5 separate regions of the Homo sapiens genome follow, and all the other regions are linked to region 3. The links are chromatin loops, found by intact Hi-C in ENCODE. Cell type or tissue: heart left ventricle. All regions are shown on one strand. Region 1 overlaps TNR (tenascin R). Region 2 overlaps TNR (tenascin R). Region 3 holds the start of LOC124904458 (a long non-coding RNA gene). Region 4 holds the start of TNR (tenascin R). Region 5 overlaps KIAA0040.

The links. Hi-C counts contacts between places; a loop is a spot of excess contacts. Peaks named below come from ENCODE experiments on the same cell type or tissue, not always from the same donor. Only the 100,000 strongest peaks of a DNase experiment are listed, where the experiment ranks them.
Region 1: it touches region 3 in a loop (2.4-fold over the local background); 50 of 110 quality-filtered maps call a loop at or near these places.
Region 2: it touches region 3 in a loop (7-fold over the local background); 52 of 110 quality-filtered maps call a loop at or near these places.
Region 4: a loop joins it to region 3, with 2.4 times the contacts of the local background. A loop is called at or near these places in 12 of 110 quality-filtered maps.
Region 5: a loop joins it to region 3, with 6 times the contacts of the local background. A loop is called at or near these places in 21 of 110 quality-filtered maps.

Annotation. Positions count from the first base shown.
Region 1 is chr1:175,472,006-175,477,005 of GRCh38, forward strand. The region is part of intron 2 of TNR (tenascin R); the gene reads right to left. Among named protein-coding and RNA genes, the nearest start is that of TNR, 270 kb to the right of the region's middle. In heart left ventricle, no CTCF peak of the experiment used is centred here; no DNase peak of the experiment used is centred here.
Region 2 is chr1:175,478,456-175,483,455 of GRCh38, forward strand. The region is part of intron 2 of TNR (tenascin R); the gene reads right to left. Among named protein-coding and RNA genes, the nearest start is that of TNR, 260 kb to the right of the region's middle. In heart left ventricle, a CTCF peak has its summit at 2,855; no DNase peak of the experiment used is centred here; H3K27me3 peaks cover 852 bases.
Region 3 is chr1:175,886,015-175,891,014 of GRCh38, forward strand. It overlaps LOC124904458 (a long non-coding RNA gene), which reads right to left and starts at 722. Exons shown (of 2, transcript XR_007066743.1): 1 at 1-722. In heart left ventricle, CTCF peaks have their summits at 2,119 and 2,321; DNase peaks (open chromatin) are centred at 1,637 and 2,107.
Region 4 is chr1:175,741,063-175,746,062 of GRCh38, forward strand. TNR (tenascin R) reads right to left here and starts at 2,533. Exons shown (of 23, transcript NM_003285.3): 1 at 2,164-2,533. In heart left ventricle, a CTCF peak has its summit at 2,724 (motif pointing left); no DNase peak of the experiment used is centred here.
Region 5 is chr1:175,152,568-175,157,567 of GRCh38, forward strand. It overlaps KIAA0040, which reads right to left. Exons shown (of 4, transcript NM_014656.3): 4 at 4,419-5,000. Among named protein-coding and RNA genes, the nearest start is that of KIAA0040, 38 kb to the right of the region's middle. RefSeq lists an enhancer at 1,380-1,879. In heart left ventricle, CTCF peaks have their summits at 2,482 (motif pointing right) and 2,687; a DNase peak (open chromatin) is centred at 2,494.

The DNA.
Region 1 (5,000 bases), 410 kb before region 3:
CACATGCCTGCAGTACTAGCTACTCAGGAGGCTGAGGCAGGAGGATCACTTGAGCACAGGAGTTCCAGGCTGCAGTGAGCTGTGATCCTGCCACTGCAATCCAGCCTGGATGATGGAGCAAGACCCTGTCTCTACAAAACAAGCAAACAAAGGCATGAACACACAGATTAGCCTATGTCTATACAGGGTCAGGATCATCAATATCACTGTCTTCCACCTGGACGTCTTGTCTCGCTGGAAGGTCTTCAGGAGCAATAACATGTGTGGAGTTGTCAACCCCTGTGATAACAATGCCTTCTAGAATCCTCCTGAAGGACCGGCCTGAGGCTGTTCTACATTAACTTTAAAAAAAATAAGCAGAAGGAGTACACTCTAAAATGACTATAAAAAGTGTAGCATAGTAAATATATAAAATAGTAACATAGCTATTTATTTCATTATCAGTTACATATTGTACATAATTGCATGTGTTAGACTTTTTTATGACTTGCAGTGTGGTAGGTTTGTTTACACCAGCATCACTACAAACACGTGAGTAATGCATTGGGCTACAACATCATGACAGCTACTACGTCACTAGAGGATAGGAATTTTTCAGTTCTCTTATAATCGTATGGGACCACTGTCATATATGCAGCCCATTGTTGACCAAATCGTGGTTACACAGCACATGACTAATTTGTGCTGTATGAATATTTACAAAGATTGGAGGAGCTGTTAAGTCAGGAAGGGATGACATCTCGGAGGAAGGAGGGTATGTAGTCATCTGGGTTCCATTTGGGTCCTTGATTCTCTAATCTGTAACATCTACTATCCCTGGCTGGGCTTGTGATGAATCAGGCCTCACACCTGCCCTTCCAGACCAGCAGTGAGCCACTGTCTGTCTCATAGCCCATCTTTGTGCCTGATAAGCAGGGGTATCTAGCTTTGGGAGATGACACTGAGTTAGAAGTTAAGATGGGGTCTAAGAATAGAAGGCTTTGGAGCAGAGGTATTGAATGTAGTAGTGATGAAAGAGGTGGCTGCTTTAAAATAAGAGGTGGTCCAGGAAGAAATGGCTCTGGCAGGATTAGCCCTTAGCATTTAAGCCCCACTTGCTCCTTTTGAATTGTTATATTTCAGCAGACAAAGATCCTAGTGAGGATTGTCTAACTGATGTCTGAAGACAAGCTGAGACTCCATCTTAGGCAGTAGCAAACCCCAGGCACAAGATCTCTTCATACAGCTTCTTTCCCCAGCTGCCAAATGCATTTTCCTCTTGTTTTCATTAAGCTTCTGGTTTCTGTTCCTGTCAATATCATCACATCAAATGCATGCACACACATGCTCATCACCAGCAGCCCCCCAGAGATGCTCTCGGACATCATCTTGAATTTTAAAAACCAGTATTGCCCCCTTGATGAAGAAACACCAGGGGAGAGATGTTGTTTAGGACATGCTTCAGGCTGAATTGTTGTTCCTAAGAAATGGAGCAACTCAGGTCCTCTCTTAGGGAATGGAAGCTCTAGGATGGGAAAAATGACCCAATGCACTGGCAGTGACTTCTCAGCCATGTAGGAAAGCCGGTGAAGTGGGCAGAGAAGATGGCCAAGGCCCAAATGTCTACAGAGCCTTGGACATGGGATTTGGGTGGCTCCTGCCCCTTGTCTGATTCTGCCCGCTAGACCCTACTGGGTAGCCATAGTGATGCTGGAGGGATAAGGCTGAAGCACTTTGTCTTTGATTCTTGCTTCCCTTTTATGTGGGAGCAGCTAACAGAGTGTGAAAGTGCACTCTTTAATGTACAATCTACCCGGAAAGATCAATGGCAGCTTAACATGCATTTCTGTCTAATATTCACTTTGTCAGGTCTTTGTAATAAAAAATGCTGGTTTTAATGAAGTGCATTAAAATGAGGAGATTCATGGCCGCCTGTATGCTTTTATCACCATTGCCTCCCCTTGAGCTGTCAGTGCACAAGCCGTTCTGTGGAAGCAAGGCAGAGGGGTATCATTTTAGGAATCATACACACACACAAATTCTCCATTTTTGCAAAGATCCATGTTACTGGCGGATATATTTCGATTTAATACATGTTATTTCTATAATATGAGATCTTCCCAGAGATGTGTCTTTGGGAGGAAGTTGCATTTAGGAGCCAGGTAAGTGGACACAATGGGGAGAAGACACCAGTTATGGGCTAAATTGTGTCCTACCAAATTCCTAGGTTGAAGTCCTAACTCTCAGAACCTCAGAATTTGACCATATTTACAGATAAGGCCTTTAAAGAGATGACTAAGTTCAAATGAGGCCATTAGGGTGGGCCCTAATCCAATGACTTGTGTTCTTCTAAGAGGAGATCAGGGCATCCAGAGGCACCAGGGGTGCATGTGCACAGTGAGCCAGCCATGTGAAGAGACCACAAACCAAGCAGAGAGGCCTCAGAGAGGGCTAACCCTGCCGGCCCCTGATGTTGGACTTCCAACCTCCAGAACAGGGAGAAAAGACATTTCTGTTGTTTAAGCCACCTAAGCTGTGGCAATTTGTTATGGCAGCCTGAGCAAACTAGCACAAGATCTCAAGCTTGAGATTGGAGCAGTGGGCTCTGAGCTCATTCTTAGGGAGAAGAAAGTGATCCAAGGGCATGAGAGGGCATCCGTAGCCATGTGTGCCCTGGAGTGAGGTCAATGGGGACATCTGGAAACTTCTTGAAAATAGAGTGCTTTTAATGTTGCCGCTGGTAAGAGGGAACATGCTGCATGAGGAGGCTGTGCTTATAACTATGGGTAAAATGTTTGCATAGGTAGGAAGGTGCTCAGTTTGTATTTGTTGAATGTTACCAAATGAATTGAAAGACAGCATAGCCTAGCTGTCAGAAGCACAGACACTGGAACCTATGCTCTAACACATACCAGCTAGGTGACCTCTCTGACTTCATCAACTGTTGTGAAGATTAAATTGGTGAATATTTTTTAGTGCTTAGAATAATGCCAGGCATAGAGAGAATGTTCTCTAAATGTTTGTTAAGGGCAGAAGTGGCTTGGACTCAAGAAGAGGAAGTCTATAGCAACAGCTGCTCATATAATCCCAGAGGCCCCCTGGATGTCCAGTGAGCTCTTTATCACCCAAGTCACCAAGTCCTTCCCACCACCACCATGTCCCCTGACTCCTCCCTTCCCTCTATTTCCTGGCACTGCTTCCCTGTGGGTTCTCATCAACTCATGTAGACTCTTCTCCATATCTTTCATCTGGTCTCCTTGCTCCTAGCGTCATCTCCCCATTCTCTTACACCTTTCTGCCAAAGTAAATTTAGGGATGATGGCACCTTTCTGCTTATGATCTCTATCATCAAAGGGCTTGGGGAGGAAGCATGGCAGTGTTGGTGAGTTGGTTATGCCCTTTCATGAGATGACATGTAAGTGTGGTGGACGTGCTGGCTTTTCAGGGGTGACAGGAATACAATCAAGCCCTTTGGCACAAAAGGGTCCTTAAAAACCTGATCTTTTATATACTCCTCTGGCTTTATTTCCTATTGTTTCCCATTACTGGAAATTTCTGCTACACAAATGCAAAATTCTTACAGTTCTAGGATCATGCAGTTCTGGGATGGTGCCACTGTGCCTTTGCACCTGCTGGACCCTGTATCCTGAAATACTCTTTTCCTTCTTTTATTAAACTGGCAAATGTATGTTCATCTTTCAAAATCCAGATTGCTTCCTTCAAGAAGGCAATTACTCTTCAAGTAGAATTAAGAACCCCATGTGTTCCTTTTCCTACCCTGGATGAGGAAAAAAAAAACTCATTCTTACCCAGCTTACTTATTGTCAATACATAAATATAAGAAGGAGAATCCAAGAAATAATGAGCAATTTGAGCAATCTAAGGACTAAAACTGGCATTTCTTCCAGAGTATCTAACTTCCCCTCTAACCTTCAATCGTCCTATAATGAAATGATATTTTAAGGTATAAGCTATCTCTGCAGGATAAGGGGAACATTAAAGCCAATGATGTGAACAAAAAAGAGAGCTGAACAGGAAGAGCAAACGCAGCCCAAATTGGAGAATCAAGGGAATATGATGTTGTCCAGTGGCCACAAATTTATCAACACACCTATGCCTGGTAACCTGCTATCTTGTTCTTGCTCCACTCCACCCTTGGGCATTGAGAATAAGAGGTGAGAGTCCTCAGTGACCATTTAACTGTCTCCCAGAGCCTAGAAGCAGCCTGGTGCTTGCCATGATCACAGGACAAGGTGATCTCAGGAAAACCACAGGCTCTCTGGGCATTGGTTTACACATCTATAAAATGGGCTTTCTAGAGTCTAATTGACAAGATTTCCTAGAGCATAAGTAGGTGATGTATGGCAAAAGTACTTTCCTAGCTCAGAATGCTGCCCAGACTTCCATTTTGCTTTTGGGAGGAACTTCTCTGTAGGTAGTTTTGATGCTCCCCACTCCACTTTCCCATCTGACATCTCATTGAGGTACTACTTTGAGCACCTGATCCACAGTCTTCAGTGTCCTCTTGCTGCTTAGAAACCTCCAAAGGCTAGCCTGAGATTGATGCTCTTTGGGCTTCTCTTCTTTGCAGCTGTCTGAAATAATTCACATTCCACACTTCCTCCCCATCCTCCCAAAGCTACACCTCACAATAAAAAACCTAACAGTCTCTTCAGGGGTGCTGGAAAGTGGAGTAATTTATCTGCTAACTGATTTTTGCAAAAGCATTATCGGGTAATAACACCATTGTATGCAACCACTGTTCTGTAAAGTAATAGAGACATATTACCTGACATATTACCAGAACCCTAAATGGTGACCCTTCGGGAATTTGAACTCTGGAAGCTCAGAATGTGGGTGAGGGCAGCAAACTCATAACTATTGGTCTTTAGAGACCCGTAACAGCACTAGGGAGCATCTATTATCTAGGCCTATGAATAAATTGTAGGATTCTGTAATAGAATTACAGTTCCTTCCTCTAACTATGTTTTAAGGAGAGTATAATGGAGAGACAGGACTTC
Region 2 (5,000 bases), 410 kb before region 3:
CTTCTCTGTCTGATTATGTGCTTTGTAAACATTCAATCACCTTTGAGGTGTGGTTCAAGAGATAGGGCAGAGGCTACCCTGGGGATCATTTCTGTGTCTGTGAATGAATTCTATCCAGCCCAGCCTCCTCTGGGGACACCTAGCCTCCCTACATTAAAAAAAAAAAATCCACTAGCTGCACTTTCCTTCAGACAGCCTCCAGGGCGATGCTGTACGAAAGGAGGGACAATCCATGCCTGGCTCAGTTTCCTGCCACTGAGGAAAAGGAGATCAGGGGACCTTGTTTATATAAAAAGATAATGTGGCTGCCTCCCTGTGGTAAGACCTGCTCTTGTTTTTTCCAGAAATTGTGCTTAAGCTGTCAGCATTCTCTTATTAAATTCTACTTATGATCACTGGCAATTAGGCCAGTGGGGCTCATACTATACAAATGCAGACATTAAAAGGAAATAGGACTTTAGACTATGGTTACAGGCTAGTAAATCCTGGGGCATATGGGTTACATTAGTCTGTGTACTCTTACCATTTACCTTTTCAAAGCCCTTTAAATATATTACCTTATTTCATCTTTACAATAGGTGCTTGACACTATTACCTCCATTTGACAGGTAGAAAAAATTAAGGTTTAGAAGAGTTCAAAAAATTCCTCAAGATTACACACAAGGTAGTGCTGGGATTCAAACCATGGGAAATTTGTTCTCAATCTCTGGCAAGATTTCACCCCATGTTGACTCTCTGGCTCCCTAAATGGTTGCCCAATTGCCCCCTCCTTTGAGATGGGAAAGACACTCTCTCCACTGATGGTCTAACTCTGGTTTCCTTGAGCAATTTGGGACAACTATTTTTCTAGCATTGGGTTAGAATACATTCAGAGGGCCCTCCCAGGGGTTCCCTGACAAGTTTCCCCCCACCAACAATGCGGTATTCCCAGGGAGAGCCTGACTTGCTTCAGTCTCTTCCATCTTCAGATGATTAGGCTGCTCATGTGTGGACTCTCCAAGTGGGTGGGGTAGACTTCACCTTGTTCTCCTCCCTAGGGATTTTAATCCTGGTGACCTATCACCTCAAACTCAGCTCCCTAAATTCTCAAGTTTTCCATGAGCCCCATCAGCAATTTTTGTGCCTAGGTCTCCTGGCTGAACGTGGCAGCCAGAGTTCTGAGGTTTATATTCAGATCGGCCCCACGTACTGCCTTGACGTCAAGCTAAAATAACAGCACTGCTTGGCTACTCACTGATTACTCACTCACAGAGGCAACTGAATCCTCAATCTGATATGTGGGCTTCTGAAGATCTTATCATGTCCCTCTGATATGCTTTGTGGCTAGTAGGTTCCTTCGAAAAACCTCCCAGCTGCTGTGGGTAGCCGCATTTTCCAGTTACTTCTGAGCCAAGCTAATGAGGCATGCTAATTTTGGAAAATGCATAACCATCCACTAATCTACCTCAAATCTCCAGGAATAGAATTCTGGAGAGATTCTAGATAAATACTAAGAAGTAGCTCCTGTCTTCATGTTCCTCAGAAGGTGCAAGGTCAGGTGGTGATACCAGCCAAGTAGGAGAAGGAGCAGAGGGAGGAGAGGCAGGAATGACCACAGGGACTTGTCTGCCCATGTACACTAATGAGGCCTTCCTCCCAGACTCAGAACTGACGGTGACCTAAGGACTCCTCCTACATGTCTCTGGACTGATCCTTGGCTCCATTCTCCAGCTGCATAGTCAGGAGCTTGGATGTGCCCTGAATCCTGTGCTCACTGCAGGACAGCTGCATAAAGTTGAGAAGGCAGCACCAACAAGTGGCTCAGGGAATGTGATGAGCAGAGGGAGGGCTGGACATAGTAAAAAAAAAATGAGGAAGAAAGAAAGAGAGAGAGAGAGAAGGAAGGAAGGAAGGAGAGAGAAAGAAAGAGGGAGAGAGAAAAAAGGAAAGAGAAGAAAGAAAGAAAGAAAAAAGAAAGAAAGAAAAAAGAAAGAAAGAAAGAAAGAAAGAGAAAGAAAGAAAGAAAAGAAAAAAAGAAAAGAAAAGAAAAAGAGGTAGAGGTCGAGTTTGCCCTGCTGTTTCCACAGTCTCATTTATAGCCTATTCCTTCTCTCTGGTCATAATGACTTGACTCATGTTTACTGACTGCTAACATTATGCCCAGCGTCGTGCTAAGTATTTTACATGACATTCATGGCTCAGTTCCCACACGCTATGTGAGGATTTTAGAGGAAAGTTTACAGACGTTAAGAGGCTCACCTGAAATCGGATGCTAGTAAATGAGAGAGGCCAGATTTGAATTCAGAACATATCCTCCAAAGCCACTATTCATACTGCCTTTTTTTCTGACCTCCCTCTTTTCTCCAAGTGCCTAATGGCTTAAATTCCCCCCTGCCTTTTTTAGCTCTTTGAGTCTCATTGTACTACCTCATGTTAGAAGCATATCCTAGATCACTTCTTATCCCTTTTATTAATTAAAACTTACATGGTTCTGTATTTATTCACCCAAAGGTTGCCTTTTTCTGACAGAATAAACTAATTCCTACTAAAGTGTTAATGACTACCAAGGAGTAATCTGTAACTTTGAACTGAAAACCTTCTGCGTTGTCACTGTGGATTAGCATGCTTTAAGACCAAGGAGACATAAATTTGTACATTTCAGGCATTGTCTGGACCAGCGAGAGAGAAAATGTGGGGTTAGGGAAAGGTGATTGGGGCATTCATCCTTGCACCCTGTGAATAGCCTTATCTTATAGTAAATGCTCAATAAATGTTTGCTGAAAAATTACTGATTGATGAATGAGTGAACAAATGAATGAATGAATGTGAATTATCTAGACGAGATTTAAGTATGTGGTAATACTATGTCTGGTCGGTAGAGGCCACTGTTAACATTTTCCAACATCTGTACCTGAAAGGAGAGCCTGGGGTATGGGAAATTCTCAGTCATCCTAAAAGTTGATTTTGGGCGTAAGATTCTGAGATGAGTTCCAGTGTGCTCCCTTCCATCAGTAAGACCCTCGTTGGAGGAATTTTCTGGTACAGACAAGGGATTATCCCCTCTGCTGCTTGGAGAGGACAGGACACTTTCCCAGCCCGTGGATGGCCAATGCAGCTGAGGTGTCCACAACACAGTAGAATGAGACACAGCCTCGGCAGAATAATCAGAGCAGAAACCTGATCAGACTACATGCTTGTGGCTGACTTGGAAAAGAAGGTGGTGGGTGGGCCCATGGAGGGATTGACCATTGGCTAAATGTTGGGTTTTGCTTTTTTGTGTGCCTTTCTGATGGTAGCACTACTAGAAGACAGTATTCCAGGTCATCCTCAAGGTCCAGCCTTACTCTGGTATCCTGAATAGGAACTTGGGAATCTAGATTGACGCAGAACTTTTCTCTAAGAACAAGCACACACGTCTGCCCAGAAAGCACTGTCCTGCTGCCTCCTGCTGGAAGTTGGGAACCATATCTGTTCTGGTTGTCATTCCTCTGTACCAGACCCAACTGAATAGTGTCTAAGGGTTGCCTCTTCTGTGAAGCCCACCTGATGCACTCAGCCTCCACAACCACACCCTGCCTCGTGTTGTCACACTACACACCAACCGTGAGGGGTCAGTTAATTGTCATGTTCTGGAAATGTAAGCTGTGAGTTCAAGAGCAGACACAGTTTTCTTTTATCTTTAGGTATTAGCAACTGGCACAAGAACAAGCACAGAGTCCTTGATAAATGTTTGTTGAATGAAAGAACGAGTGAATGAAGTCCACTAGGCTGCACTGTGGTGATCCAAATCAGCTTCCAAGATGACCGCATTAATCAGACCTATTTAACTGTCATATTATTTATGTCACATGGATACAGGAAAGTGAAAAAAATGAAAACAGCTCTTCCCAGACTTTGCCTTTGTGGCCTGGCTAGGAGACCGGAAGGGATAAAACTTTTCTTGCTGAACATAATGAACCAGAGTTAATTTTATCCATGTTAGTTTTGGGCTCTTGCACACACAACAGGAGACCCTTAATGGCCATCCAAGTTGTATCTTATTAAATTTAAAAAGATAAAATGAATCGCAGGAACCATAAGCTCATATGCTACCACAGGCCAAAGAGGAACATGCTGATTAAAGTTTACTCAGCAAAGAACAGTAACATTCTGTATCCCAGGCATATGAAAACAAATGTACACTGAGAAGACGCCCTAAGAAGGTGAACATCCAGCCTGGCACTTCATAATTATCAATTGAGTATATTAATATGAATGAATTAACTGGCTAGAAACAATCCAATAAATTAAGGCATTAAGACCCCTCTACTCCCTTTGTGATTGATTACAGGAGCCAAACTCACTCAAATTTCTCTAAGTTTCTATAAAATGTGAGGCTTGTACTAAGAGAGCAGAAATTCAAGCCTGTCACCCTCCCTGGGCTTTGTCTGTGCACTAGCACAATCAGGAGTGGTACCAAGACCTCACCCAATGGAAACCTCACCTGGTGGGCGCTCCTGGGGAAGTCTGCCATTCCATTTTGCAGATCAAAGTGTGTCTTGTATGAAATGGGAAGAGGGGTTGAGCAATTCCTCCAAACTGAATTAGGGATTGCCTGCAACTCAACTCACTGGGGACTCATTTCAAGTCAGCTCCCTAAACATTTGTAAAACACTTTGTGTAAGCAAGGAGCTGTGCCAGGCGCCAGTGGTAAACAGATGAATGAACAGGCTCCAGTCCATGCCTTCAAAGGCCCTGTAGCCTACCGGGAAAGACAGTCTAGTCAAGAGATGGTTAAGACATCAGGTGTGGTAACTGCTATGAGAGAGGTGCAGTGAGGGCCTAGGGAAAGGGATGCCTGACCTGCCTGGGCTCAGCAAGAGAGGTTAGTGGAGGAAAGGTTTTCAGGAGCAGAAGGAGAGGACATGGAATCTGGAATGAATCTTAGGGTGAGTTCAAAGTGTATATCAAAGGCACTGTAAGAGCAGGTGGGGCAGGGACAGGAAACATGTCCCAGCAAGGGCTCCTTACCTGTAAAAGAA
Region 3 (5,000 bases):
GAAGGTACAGATGGGAGATGGTTTGACCCTGGTGCCAGGACCTCACAGGAGCTGAACTGCAGACAGACCTGCCTACCACAGGCATCTCCCCGATGACCCCTTTCTCCTCTTGGCCTTCCATCTGCTCTCTGACACTATGTGACCTGAGTTCTAATCCCCCACCTTTCTCTGGCCTAGTGGCCTCCTGTGCCTATGCATCAATTGCTCAGTCTGCACAGTGGGTTGAGAGGGCATGTTTTTCAACCAACATAAGAGAGAAAAAGCCTATCACTAGGCCTGGGTTGGAGAAATACAAAATCAGTAAGGTTTGCTACAACTCCATTACATTAAGGCTTATTTTGCAGGGGCTCAAATACACGTGAGACGGATTACATTTCTTGAAATGTAAGAGAGCGACATAAGCAGAAACTTAGCAGTGCCCCAGACCTGAGCCTGAATCCCTCTCTGTCCTGTAAATGCTGTGTAATCTTGGATAACTTGCTTAACTTTTCTGAGCCTGAGTTTTCTCATCTGTAATGTGGACTGGTGTATGGATATCTCATAGAGTTGCTTTCAGAATTGCCTGGGATAAGTCGCACCAAATGCCCAATCTAAGACTGGCCCATGATAGCTCCATAAATGGTAGTGGTGATTAGCAAAGAGCGGTCTAACAGATAACAGCTAAAATAGCTCTTCTGTTTTGCAGCCCCCTATGGACAGTGCCATAAAGCAAGTGTTAGCCTATCTATGCCCCAAATGACAGGGATACTGTATGGTTATATCTAGTGCAAGGGCTAGAAGATAAAACAAAATGATGGACAAGCATGCCAGGCCCATGGGGACAGGATCAGCTCATGGAGAGGAACAATGGCATGTTAGGGTGCCTGCAGCATGCTGGTGGAAGACAGAGACTTGAACCCAGGCCACAGGATGTGGTACTATGCAGCCATTATAATGGAATTAGGAAGACTATGCAGAGATGTGGGGAAATAGTATTTTATGAAAATGGCAGAATATGAAACGGTATACATACCCTAGTAGCAACTGAATAAATATGTTAAGGTAAATTGTTTTTTTTTTCGAGACAGAGTCTAACTCTATCTCCCAGGCTGGAGTGCAGGGGTACCATCTCGGCTCACTACAACCTCTGTCTCCTGGGTTCAAGTGATTCTCGTGGCTCAGCCTCCCAAGTGGCTGGGATTACAGGCACACACCACCACACCCAGCTAATTTTTGTATTTTTAGTAGAATAGAGATGAGACTCCCTGTGTTAGTCAGGCTGGTCTCCAACTCCTGGCCTCAGGTGATCCACCCACCTTGGCCTCCCAAAGTGCTGGGTTTACAGGCATAAGCCACCATGCCAGGTCAATTTTTTTAAAGAAAAGTAACAACAGTTGTGGAATTGGGCTAGTGTGACAGTGGGGAGAGGACTATTCTGTGCTTAACTTTCCCTTTAGTATGATTAGCTCTTAGACCTACATAGGTCCCCCACGAAAGGCAGCAGCTTCCCAGGGAGAAAGGGGGCTCTGTGCCTCTTCTCCCCATCAGACGTCTTGGAGGTTAAGGCTCCAGCGTGGCTGTGTATTTACAGAGGCGTCAACAGACACGTCCAGCGAACAAGCACAGGGTGGGCCGTCCGGGAGCCTTGTGCCGCCAGGAGGAAAGCCGCACCGAGGGCAGCAGGTAGGGAGAGGTGATCCGTGCTGGGCCCGGCAGGGGAGAGATGCTGGCGAAGGCAGGCACAGCACAGCACTGCGGGAGGATGTGGGTCAGAGGACAGCAGCGGGAGGCGAGCCTTTGGCTCAGTGGAAGAAAGAACTGTCAGGCATTCTGAACAATCGACAACAAGGAGAGTTCCAACTGAGGCTGGATGAGCTGTGGTCAGGGGCTGGGCCTGAGGAGGCGACGGAGGATGCCGGAAATGGGTAGAAGGTAAGCCAGGATCAGTGGTTCCCAAACCTGACTGCCCATCACAATCGACTGGAGGTGCTTGTGAAAATACAGATTCCTAGGGCTCTGCCCCAGACCCACTGAACCTCCAGCACTGGTACCAGAATCTGCCTGTTTGGGAACCTCTTGGGGATTCTCCGGAGGCCGACGACTGGGCTAGCCCTGGGAAGCGCAGGCTGACACTGCCCCTAGTGGCCTTTGGAGATACTGTGCTAGACTCAGAGCCTTTATGAGGAGCCGGGGAGGCTGTGCAGGCACCGGGCAGCTTGGGGCACAGGGCTCGGACTTAGCGCTCGCACGTGAAGCCCCTGCCACTCTCTCCCAGCTCCCTCCTCCCCCAGGGAGGCTCTGATGGCTGCCAAGAGGTAAATCGAGCAGAACCCCTCCCCGCCACTCCCTAAGGAGCAGTCCGATGCCTGCGCATCCTCCTGCCTCGGAGGGGCCTGAGCGGGTCAGGCTGGAGCACATTGGAGTCCAACGAACAAATCTCCATAATGAAGGTGTACAAGGAGTCCAGATTTCAGTGACAAACCAAATATCACATTTCTTTTTTTTTTTCTTTAAATTGACTCAAATACAAGTATGAGTCTTCATCCCCTCCAGCTTGAGAGAAATTTACCCTCAGTCACCATAAAATCTCTCACCCCAGATCTAATGCAAGCCCAGGCTTCAAAGAAGACCTCCTGGTGGTTCTGAAGTTAAACTCTCCGCCCCTCAACTTCTCACGGGGAAACAGAAGCGGCTACTCTAAGCATGGATGAATACCTGTAAGGCGTTTACCACAGTGCCAGGCACAAAGCACTCAATTACCGTTGCTGTTGATCTGTCTATACTGTCTGCTATTGAGACACCCGTTATCCTGCCCACGATGTCCTTCCAGGCCCACACAACTCCTAGGGCCTGGAACCTTCAGAAAGTAGCCAGAAGTCTCCTCTAAGCTCTTGCTTCTCCCCAATTTGCTTTCACCAGATAGTTCCCAGATCCTCACTCTCTCTCAACCCATTATGGGGAAACATCACTCTTTCCGTCTATCTCTCTCTTTCTCATTACCCTCAATGGCATTTGGCATAAGCTCTTCAATGTGTTTAGTTCTGCACCAAGGCATGGAGAACAGCTGCCTTTGAGCAACTTCCAAGGCTGCCAGACTGAAATGGGAGATGGAGAAAATATAGGGAGAATCAATGCCTGTTTCAGTGAATGGAGCTGGGATTCAAATCCAGGCATCCTGACTGCAGAGCCCTGAGTGTCCCCACCTACACACACCCTGTGTAACTCACAGAGCCTGCCAATGTGGGAAGGGCTGCTGGCACTGAGTATGGCCCCTCCCAGGCCTACTCCACTTTAATGGAGGCTCCAGTGGACAAATTCCTTAGCTCTGAGGAATGGCTCTCTCATGGTAAAGTCTGCAGACCTCGGGGAAGCGTGGCTAACAAATGTTGAGGAATGGAGCCTCTTGATGTCCCTCCAATCACACTCCGCAGGCTTCAGACCCACTATAACCCCATTCATTCCTTCATTCATTCAATCAGTCAAGTCAATACGATTTCTTCTCAGTGCCTGCTGGAGCCATGCAATGCTGCACAGACACCTTGAAGAGCCCTGGCAAAGTCTGAAGTCACAGAAGGCATGACTTAGAGGCTCCAGGATGGGCCAATGGGCCACTGAGGGTAGCGAGACTTAAAGGCATGATTTAGAGGCTCCAGGATGGGTCATTGGTTTTAATCCCTGGCTCCTGTCTTCCCCTTCACTTTGGCAGGCTGTAGGCTACCAGATCAGAAGGCAATGCCTTGAAGAAACCCTCCCAGCAGGGTTGCCAGAGTAAATATAGAACACCTGGTTAAATTTGAATTTCAGTGATAAATTTTTCAAGTTTATATCCCAAATACTGTACTGAATGGGAAATATCTATACCAAAGAAAGTATCTGCTATTTATCTGAAATTAAAATGTAACTGGGCTCCCTGTAGTTTTCTTTGCTACACCTGTCAACCTTACCTCCCTGGGGCATCCAGTCCTAATCTATGTTTCCCAGGAAGCCACCCAGGCTGCATTTTCCAAATTCTGTAGAGAGTGTTTACACATGTACAGCAGTGGCTGTGGCTCAGAGAGGATAACAAATGCTCCAAACCACAGAGGGCTTGTGCACAGAGTACAATCACAGCTAACACCTGGTACTTTCCAGGTCTTCAGATGGGCCAGGCGCTGACCTGTTTTACCCATATTCATTCATTTAATGTTTGCAATAACCCCATAAGGTCAATGCTATTACCATCCCCGCTTCAGAGATAAGGGACCCAAGGCATAGAGAATTAAGATCACACAGCTAGGCCGGGCACGGTGGCTCATGCCTGTAATCTCAATACTTTGGGAGGCTGAGGCGGGCAGATCACGAGTTCAGGAGATCAAGACCACCCTGGCCAACATGGTGAAACCCTGTCTTTACTAAAAATACAAAAATTAGCTGGGTATGATGGCGTACCCCTGTAGTCCCAGCTACTCAGGAGATTGAGGCAGGAGAATCACTTGAACCCGGGAGGTGGAGGGTGCAGTGAGCCAACATCAAGCCACTGAACTCCAGCCTGGTGACAGAGCAAGACTCAGTCTAAAAAAAAAAAAAAAGAAAAAAAAAATCACACAGCTAAAAAGGGCAAAGCCAGGCAGATCTGGGACATGAAGGCCACTCCTTAGCTTGCATACAGCCTTTATTTGTTTATTTATTTATTTATTTTGAGATGGAGTCTTGCTCTGTCGCCCAGGCTGGAGTGCAGTGGCACGATCTCAGCTCACAGCAAGCTCCGCCTCCTGGGTTCACGCCATTCTCCTGCCTCAGCCTCCCGAGTAGCTGGCACTACAGGCGCCCGCCACCATGCCTGGCTAATTTTTTTGTAGGTTTAGTAGAGACAGGGTTTCACCGTGTTAGACAGGATGGTCTCGATCTCCTGACCTTGTGATCCGCCCGCCTCGGCCTCCCAAAGTGCTGGTATTATAGGCGTGAGCCACTGCGCCCGGCCGCATACAGCCTTTATTTTTTTTAATAAGAACAGGCCTTGGACCTCCACTGAGGAGAAGATG
Region 4 (5,000 bases), 140 kb before region 3:
TTGAGACTTCTGGCTGATTCTCATTCTTCACCAGAGAGAGGCCATTGCTCCACACTGAGTTCCCTAAAAGGCTTTGGCTGCAAGTCTATCCAATGGGGAGCAATCCATTCCTTCTCTCCTGCACATGAGCATTACTGCATTTCCTAGGTGAGGGAATATTAGCAGGCTAGAAGTTCTATTTCTGCTTTCGCTATCCTCTGGCTTCCCACTTTAAGCGTCTGTGTCTCTCCATTTATAAAATGGGTCCAATAATGTCACTGAGCACTTTTTTTTCAGAGAAAATTTAAGGGCATTAATGAGATAATGACTACTAAGTATGGTGACTTCAGTAATAAACTGTGGTTTTGGACAGGGTCCACTGCAAGGGCATAATTTTTTAAAAATCCTCAGTGATGTGTCATGCAGAAATCTATCCACTCACTTGTTCAAACTGGAAGATTTCAAGGACAGGAGGTTTGGAATGTTAAAATACTGAATGAGTCAGTGTTGGTTTCTGATGCTCTGCATTTGTCTATTTCAGTCTTTCTTCCCTACCCTTACAACCTCTGACTTCACTGTCTTCCTGGATGCATTCTACTTCCTGCCACTCTAGGGAGATGCTAAGATTTCTGGATCCAATGCCAAGCATAGTAAAAAAGAAAAGTGGTGCCATTTCACTCAGAACTGTGTCTCTCACCCAGAAGGCTCCCCAGCCAGAGGCAGAGAGTATTTTCTTCATCTTGGAGAAGGGGCCCATTGTGCTGAATTAAAAATAAGACAAAGAATCACCATTCTAGGGTCCATTTGGGGTTGGAAAGAGTGAAACCACCCCACCTTGCCTATGTATCTCCCCTGTCTCAACACACTTGAAGAAAGTGACCAGAACCATAAACAGTTAGGGGTTAAATCAAGGGAAGACTTGCTCCTACAAGAAGCCACATCTCTTTCAAGTTCCCTGTAGGATGCTGGCTCCACGGAGACTTGAATGATTGAAGGAAATCCTCAACACCACTTGTTGAATGACTCAACCAGGTAGGTGTGGCCAGGACTGAATGGGGCAGGGGCAGGCCTATAGTGTCTCCAAGACAATACCAAAGCAGATGCAGGGAATTGACTGAACATACTTCAGAGAGGCAGAAAGCAGGAGAGACAGAGTAATACCTTGCAAAAAGTAGCAGCAGTGAAGAAAGAAGTAATAATGAGCTCCTGTTTGCAGAGCCTCTCAGTGCTGGAGGAGAACAGAGTACCACTTCAAGCCCTCCTGAGTCTGGGACAAGTCTAATTTTGTTTCTGCTCACCCTAGACATATAGAGACAAACCTTTATTCTTAGTTGTTTTTCACTGCCAAATGCCCCAGAAAACAGGGCAGAACAGACTTTGTCTTCTTTCCAACCACCCATAGCCAAAGATGGCATAAAAGTGGAGGGTACCTCCTGCCTCCTTGCAAATGTAATATAACCCACACCAGCCAGTCTCTGCAAAGCTCAAGACACTAGCACTTTCCTACCACCATGAAGTCAGAAGGGACCTCAACCCCCCAAAGCCGCCCCAGCCTGAGCTTCACCTGTTGCACCTGCCCACTTACCATGGGTTCACACCAGAAGAGAAAGTAAAAGGTCAGGTTGGGCTCTCTCCACAGCAAGAGCCCAGAGAATACTAGGAAACTGACATTTTACAAAGCACCTCTTTAAAGCTCTCTCAGAGGTGCGTAACTTTTAACTCTACCTCCACTCCCAACCCCCCAGGCTTCCTTTGCAACTCTTTCCCACCATGGATGGCTTGTCGGGAGAGAGTTAAAGAAGGTGCACGACTAATTCCCCAAACCATCTCGCTTATCTACAGACAAAAAGAACAGCCTTACATGGAGACACGCAGAAACCACCCGCAATTTAGCTCAGACCTCACCTGTCTTATGCAACAGTACACACACACACACACACACACACACACACACCCGCAAGGCCAGAGTCCAATCCCCCTTTAATTCGGTAAACATAGTTTTGCGCCTTTCTTTTCCCTACGCAGAACCCGACTCTACTGGCAGCAGAGAAATAGATGTAACCCTAGTGCCAAATGCCTTGCAGAACACACAGATACACAGGAACCAAAATGCATCTCATAGCTCTCCTTGGTGCTGAAATCACGTTAGCCAGAAAATCAAAGGAGCGAGTGCTCTGGACTTACCCAGGCTGGGGGTGGGCGGCCGGGGAGCGAGAGGAGCTTCCTGGGAAGAAAATTCTTGCTTGCTCAGGCTGGAGCCAGCTGATGCGCTCACCTAGAGAGCCCTCCTCTTTCCCTTCTCTTCCCTTCCTCCTATTCTGGGAGGAAGAGACAAGGCTCCACGAAAGAAATGAAACCCAAGCTGTCAGGGCTACGGGTGGAAGGAGAATGAGGAGGCAACCAAAATAAGATCAAAAAGTCAGGTGGCTTCACTCCACTAGTGGTAATTCCTTGGGTCAGAGAGGACCCCCTTCTCTCACTCTCCCTGGGTCTGCCCGTCTCCTCTGGGTGTTGAGCCAACAGCCTTAGCACAGTCGGTTCCTGCCTCTGACGTGAAAGAGAGGAGGAAGCCTGGGACTGCTTTGCTGTCTCTCTCTCTCTCTCTCTCTCTCTCTCTCTCTCTCTCTCTCTCTCACGCGCTCTCTCTTTTCCCCTCTTGCTGAAATTTCAGCAGCATGATTTTTTTAAGCCTCCGTTTTTTCCATCCCCCTACAAGCAGCCCCCTAGTGGACAGAAAAGAAAAGCATCCTAAATCCTCTTGAACAGTCCAGATTCAGGCACAGAAATACTCCCCGCACCCAACTCTTGGAGCTGCCTCTGCATAGGCAGGGTCCTGAAGAAGATAGAGGCTTCCCTCTGACCAACCCAGATAAGAAGAGAAAGGGAGAGGATGGAAGCTTTTGCAGATCCTTTGCCCATGATTGAAGGAGAAATCCAGGGTGGAATGGGTTGGGATAGAATGTTTTGGAATAAGGTCAGTTGTGGGGTTCTCAAGTGGTTTGAGGTCCGGGCTCAGCAGAAGGAACCCTCCAAAAAGTCAGCGTCTGCAGCCAGGTGAAGTATGTGTATACGTAGCACAACCCAGGCATGGGAATGCCTAAAGAGGCAGAGGATACAGGGAGCTGGCCCTTCATCCAACTCCACAATATAGCTTTTTTGTAAAGCTAGTAAGAAAAATATCTGAAAAGATATGGCCTGAGATCATCTCAGAAGTAGAGACAGAAGTGACCTTGATGCACATTTATGGAGAACCTTGGCAGAGAAGGGGCATCAAGGGGTCACTGCTCATAGGCTCATAAGGGATATCTAACATTCTCTTTTAAATGTACAGCCACACAGCCTCCCGGAAAGAGTCCTAATACTTACATCTAAAAATCTGAGTCCTGGTTTCAGACTGCCACTTGCTTACTGGACATTTTGCTTCTCTATGGCTCAATTTTACTGTTTGTAAAATGTGGATAATGCTGCCCCCTCCCTACTGAATAGGAATGCTAAGGGACTGGAATGATATAGAAACATAGAACCTCAGGATTGGCAGGGAATTTAAAGGTAATCTTATACAAACACTCTTCTTATATTTGATTCACTCCTGGCAAATAACAATAGCTAACATTTATAGAGTGTTTATACCAGGTGCTAGGCACTGTTATAAGCCCTTACATGTATTAGCTCATTTAAGCCATACAATAACTCTATAATGCAGAGGCTATTATTGCTACTCTATAGACTGGGAACTGAGTAACAGAGGAATGAAATAACTTTCCAAAGATCACACAACTAGTGAGTGTCAGGGATGGTAATGGAACCTGAGCCATCTGACCCTGGAGCTTCCTCATTGAATTACCATGTTCTATAAATGTACACTTCAGGAGTGACATTTGAAGTAAATAGAAGATAGCACCACAGTTATCATTGCTTTTATTTATGACAAAGTGCCTAGATTGTTACAATAAATTTATATGTGGCTGAGTTTTTAAAATAAAATATTTACCACTAGGGGTGCCAAACAAACTGTGGAAATTGCTATTACCGATGAGAATCTCCTAAGAAAATTAATTCTCTTGGTGATTTGGGTAGTTTCACATATACAAAACTGGCTTTAAATCTTATAAAATTGGAAACTATTGGGTTTTAACATCAGTTCAGAAGACACATCACTCAATTTCTGTACCAAAAGCAAATTATTGCCCACTGCCTAACACAGTGCAAGAACGGAGCCAGCAATTTGAAGAGCTGAAACGTTGTAATGCATTCAGGTAATAAACGCTCAGTGAGAAATTGACATTTTCTTCAGAATCTCAGAATTATGAATTCCTTAGCTGAGGTGGCTTACTTTTTCTGGCTTTTTTTTTTTTTTTGGGTGAAAAGTGGATGAAGTAGGACAAAGATGGTAGGTGACAATTAACAAATCATGGTCCCTGTCCTCAACAGAGTTACCAGTTCCTCAAAGGGGGAAAGAAAGAGCAAGACACAAATGATTACAATTCAAGGACTAAGTGCCAAGAATTTGGGCAGTGAGCACATGGAAAACACAACTAACTTGATCTTTGAGGGCTAGGGGAATTCCTAAGGTATGCAGCATCTAAGCTGAGGCCTGAATAATCAGAAGTCTTCCCAGCAAAAAGTGGGTGAGAGAATTAAGCTGAAGGCATAGCATGTGCAAACTCATGGAGGAGGGAAAGGGGAAAGAGCATAGTAGGAAACTTTCAAAGAAAGTATTACCCTTCCACTGACAAATGGGGAATCTGAGGCTCATAAAAGTTAAGTGGCTTGCTCAAGTTCACACATCTAATAAGTATAGAACCCAAATCAAATGCACATCTATTTGACTCTAAAGTCATCCCCTTTGTGAAGCATGATGATATCTTCTCTCATCACTTAGAAGTGCCCACACCATTTAATAGAGTGTTTCAATAACATAGAAGCTAACATAACCGAGTGAGGGTGTAGCATCTACCAGGAAGCTGGAAGTATGATCTGTTACTATTAGATGAGAAACCCATAAAAAAGGCACTAGTCAG
Region 5 (5,000 bases), 730 kb before region 3:
CTAATTTGCAAATGAATTCACTTCTCCAATTCCTTCTGTCAGTTGGCTGTTTCTGTGGGTGAAATTATTTGAGTTCCAATTATAATGTTATATAAAGAAGGTAGGTTCTCAGGTTAGCCCATAAAACTCTGTTTACTCTACAATATAGATGAGTTGCAGTGTATGTATAATGAAAAATAGGAAACAACAGTATTGCGGTACTGTAATTTAAATAAAAGAAAGAAACAAAATGGAATGGAAACAGTTCTTTATTTTGGTAAGTGAAGAAAATTAGGTTGAATTAGAGAAGGAGAAGGAGGCAGATGAGGCTTGCTGTGGGACATATAAAGGAGGCATTTGGGCACTTTAAAGGCTTATGGGAAGACCCTTGATTGTGTTCTGTAAGTTTCCAACTCAAGGGAGGGGCGTCTACAAGTTCAACAGTCTTTGAGGAGCCAAGATCAGATTGGCCTGGATCTCGATGCCTGGTGTGCAGAAGGAACACTGGGGTAGGAGTCTGAAGACTTGGGTTTCTATTCCAGTTTTGGGTAAACTGGCTTACCTTCTCTGGGCCTCATTTTCTTCATTTATAAAGTGAGAATCAAGTGAAATAATGAAAGTGGTTTTTATGTACGAAGGCACTCTGGAATGGTAAAATAGTGGGCTTGGATCTTCAGTCTTCATATTTTCATTTAAAACTTTTTCTTTTTTTCTTTTTTTTCTTTTGATAGAGATGTCTCTTTAGCAGCTCTAAAACATATTTGCTATGAATAGCCACCAACAGGATTATTATGGGTTGCAAATGGAAGAAAGAGAAAGGGAAGAGTAAAAGAGAAAGGGAAGAGTAAAAGAGAAAGGTTCATAAAGGTTAGTGAGAATCTGTATACACTGCAGAAACAGTTTCCTCTGGAGATGACATTGACTGAGTCTGTAGTGGAAGTCAGGAGCAGAGGAAGCGTGGAGTGCGCACTAGCTCTCTATGGAAGACGGGAGCAGGGGACGCGTGGAGCGTGCACTAGTCCTCCATGGAAGTCAGGAGCAGAGAATGCCTGGAATGCGCACTATCCTTCCATAGAAGACAGGAGCAGAGGACGCCGGAGTGCGCACTAGCCCTCCGTGGAAGACGGGAGCAGAGGACATCGGAGTGCGCACTAGCAGTCCATGGAAGTCAGGAGCAGAGAATGCCTGGAGGGCGCACTAGCCCTCCATAGAAGACAGGAGCAGAGGACGTCGAAGTGCGCACTAGCCCTCCATGGAAGACGGGAGCAGAGGACGGTGGAGTGCGCACCAGTCCTCCGTGGTAGACAGGAGCAGAGAATGCCTGGAGTGTGTACTAGCCCTCCATGGTAGATGGGAGGAGAGAATGCCAGGAGTGTGCACTAGCCCTCCATAGAAGATGGGAGCAGAGGACGCGTGGAGTGCGCACTAGCCCTCCTTGGAAGTCGGGAGCAGAGGACGCCGCAGTGCGCACTAGCCCTCCATGGAAGACAGGCGCAGAGGACGCCGGAGTGCGCACTAGCCCTTCATGGAAGACGGGAGCAGAGGATGCGTGGAGTGCGCACCAGCCCTCCATGGAAGTCAGGAGCAAAGGATGTGTGGAGTGCGTACTAGCCCTCCATGGCAGCATTTCCCAAATGGTGGCCCCTGAATCTTTGTTCCTCCAGATGTGCTAAAAGAAAAAGAGGCTTGTGGTTAAATAAATTTGGGAAAATTTTAAGGGGAGTTAAACCAAATTCTTTATTACAGCACCTGCTAGAAACTTTAATGTGATAAATGCGTTGCAGATCCCAAGGGGGTGAAGTGGGAAAGTTATACTATGCAGTGTTTGCAAACTTATTTGACCGTACACAGTTCTTTTGTTGTTTTGATAGTATTTCTCAAGGTGTGGTTCAGGGACCACCTGCATTGACCTGGTGTTTATTAGAGCAGGTTGTCTGGCATCACCCTAGACTTAATAATCAGCCAGAAGGGCAGGGAGAGACAGGGAATTTGCATTTTTAAGAAACACCTCAGTGTTTATTTCCCCCAATCAACACATTTATTTAGCATATAGTATGTGCCAGGCTCCATGCTAGGTGTTGAAGATATACTAGTGAATAAGACAGTTCTAATTCTAATCTCATAAAGCTAATTCTAATGGGGGTCAAAATAGGGGTGGGGTGCTGGGAATAGAAGCAACACACAATTGCAATGTGGTCTAGTCTTACTGCAATGGGCAAGACTTGTGTGGTTAGGGAAGCTTTACTGTAGTGAGGCTATATATAGAACACTTCACCAAAATATGTTTGTAACAACAGTTGAGACCTATGATTTATGGAAATCCCCCATATGTCACATGAGCACGGCATTCCGGACCCTGACAGATTTGTGAATTTCACATAAAACCCGGTGACTCTTTTGCACATTTAATTTGAGAACAGGTGAACTAGCTAGATGGATGTTCTCCAGGAAACACTTCTAAGGTGAAAAAGATGTTGACTCACGCTTTCTCCTGATCTGGCCACCAGGTGGCACTGACAAGCTGGGGCGACTTCGTTGTGGGCAGAGGCGGGACAGATAATTAGGCAGCCTTGCCTAATCTGCAAATCTGCAGACCTTAATCCATGGAGTATTGGTAATCCTGTAGATAGTGCAGTATGTGGTGAAATTAGGGAACACATCACACCATGGGGAATAGAAAATGCTAATTATTTTCAATCCCTATCTCATTCGATTTGCCTGCATCATTTGACTCTATGGACCATCACTTTCTTCTTGGAAATTTCTTTTCCTTTGGTTCCTAGGACACAGCTCTCTCACGGTTTTCCTTCAACCCTTAATAATAATAAGTAACATTTATTGGGCACTTAATATAAGCCACGTCCTGTGCTAAATGCTTTGTACACACGATCATTTAATGCTCCCTATGAGGTAGCTACTCTCATTAGCTTTATTTAGCAGGTAAGTCTTACAGAGAGATTAAGCCATGGGTCCAAATTACATAACTAGTGAGAGTCGGAGTTAGCATCAGGGTTGGGACAACCCTAGTCATGAGTCCTAGCTCACTGCACTTATGGCTTCCAGAGAGCCCTGATGGTTTCTGAATCGTCCCCATCATCCTGTCTGCCTGCATCACTACTCCAGGGTGCACTTGCCTTTGTAGACTGTGCAGCTGGGGCCCTCCTTTCTCAGTTTCTTCCTGTGCAAGTCTCTAGACACCTCCTAGGCGATCTCCCCCGGCCTGTCCTGAAGCCAGCCTGGGAGCTTCCCTCTAAGGAAGCAATGGCCACACTGTCTTGTCATGGTTTGCTTGTCTGTGCCCCCCTACCAGGTTCTGAGCCCCTCTAGGACAACTTAGTATCACTGGCACCTAGCGTGCTTGGCATATAGTAAACAGTCAGAAATGTTAATGGGATGAACAGCCTCAAAAGAGGGCTGGAGGTACACAGTCACAGCCATTCCTGAAGAAATATAGTGTGACATTGCCCACACAGGTGTTTGAAAACAACCCTTTGAGTCTAAGACAGAAAGCGGGTTGAAGGGATTTTTTTCCAGTCCAGTAAACCTGTGACTTTGAATTGGGAAATACTACTAAGGTCAACGGGCAAGGGGCCAGTGCAGAGTGCTGTGATAAACTGAGAATGCTAAGGACGTGATGGCATTCATTGTCCAAATCCATATTATACCCCAAGGCCAGGATGGAGCCGGGGCAGGTGCGGCTGCAGGCATTGAGCACTGGCATCCCCTCAGGGGTGCAGCAGCTGCTCCCCTCCCAGATGGTTTCTGAGCATCAGTTCCTCCTCTGCACCAGAATGTTTAGCAATGTCCTGGGTGGATGAACAAGGAGCTGAATGAAGAGTCTCTGTTCTCTGGTTGTCATGAGTGTGTGGTGATGGGGAAGGGAGCCCAGGAATGAACTCATCTGAACTACAGACATAACCTGCCTTGGGCGAGATAAGGCAAAGAGTCCACCTGTGCTCTAGGCCTTCCTTCTTAAGCCCTCCTTGAAATCCAGTCAGCATGGCTGTTTTTCCCAGGTGTCTGACCCTGCCCCCAAGATCATAGACCTATGCTGTCCAGGATGGCAGCCGCTAGCCACGTGTAGCTACTGAGCACTTGAATCGTGGCTGGCATGGCCAAGCGCAGTTGCCCATGCCTATAATCCCAGCACTTTGGGAAGCTGGCGGGTCACTTGAGGCCAGGAGTTCAAGACCAGCCTGGCCAGTATGGTGAAACCCCATCTTTACTAAAATATAAAAAAAATTAGCTGGGCATGGTGGCACATGCCTGTCATCCCAGCTACTCAGGTGGCTGAAGCATGAGAATTACTTGAACTCGGGAGGTGTAAGTTGCAGTGAGCCAAGATCATACCACTGTATTCCAGCCTGGATGACAGAGCAAGACTCCATCTCAAAAAAAAAAAAAAAAAAAAAAGAAAAAAGAAATATGGCAGACATAGCTGAGCTAGTATACCTTTAATTTTATTTCATTGCAATGAATTTAAATAGTCACATGTGGCTATTGGTACCATATTGAACCATATTGAACAGTGTACACACACTTACACACACACATACACACAGTTTTTGCCCTAGTGGCTACTATAGAGGTTTTTGATCCCTCCTTTCCCAACAAACACTGGATTTAACTCAAAGGTCCATTCTTCCTTAGGTTTTTGCTATTTCCCCCCTTTTCCTTTAAGAAGCCATTGATGGACCTCATTGATGGAAAGTTCTGTAAGTGTTGCCAAGGAACATCAGTATATTTTTCCTGTAGCTGGCACCTTTGAGGGAGTCTGGTCTCCAAGGCCATCTGTTTTGCAAGCAAGGGTGAGACAGCCACATTCCTCATCCTCAGACCTATGACTCTACCATGGCGAAGGCGGTGACCAGGGAGGGCTGGGACATTTGTGTCACAGAAAGAGTCCCTGCATTGATCATTTCTGAGTGATGTCTGAGTGGGGGTAATACCTAATGTTAAGAGAGTAACCATCTGACTACATCAAGACTTTTCATTTTCAAAGTATTTTATTTAAATAAATT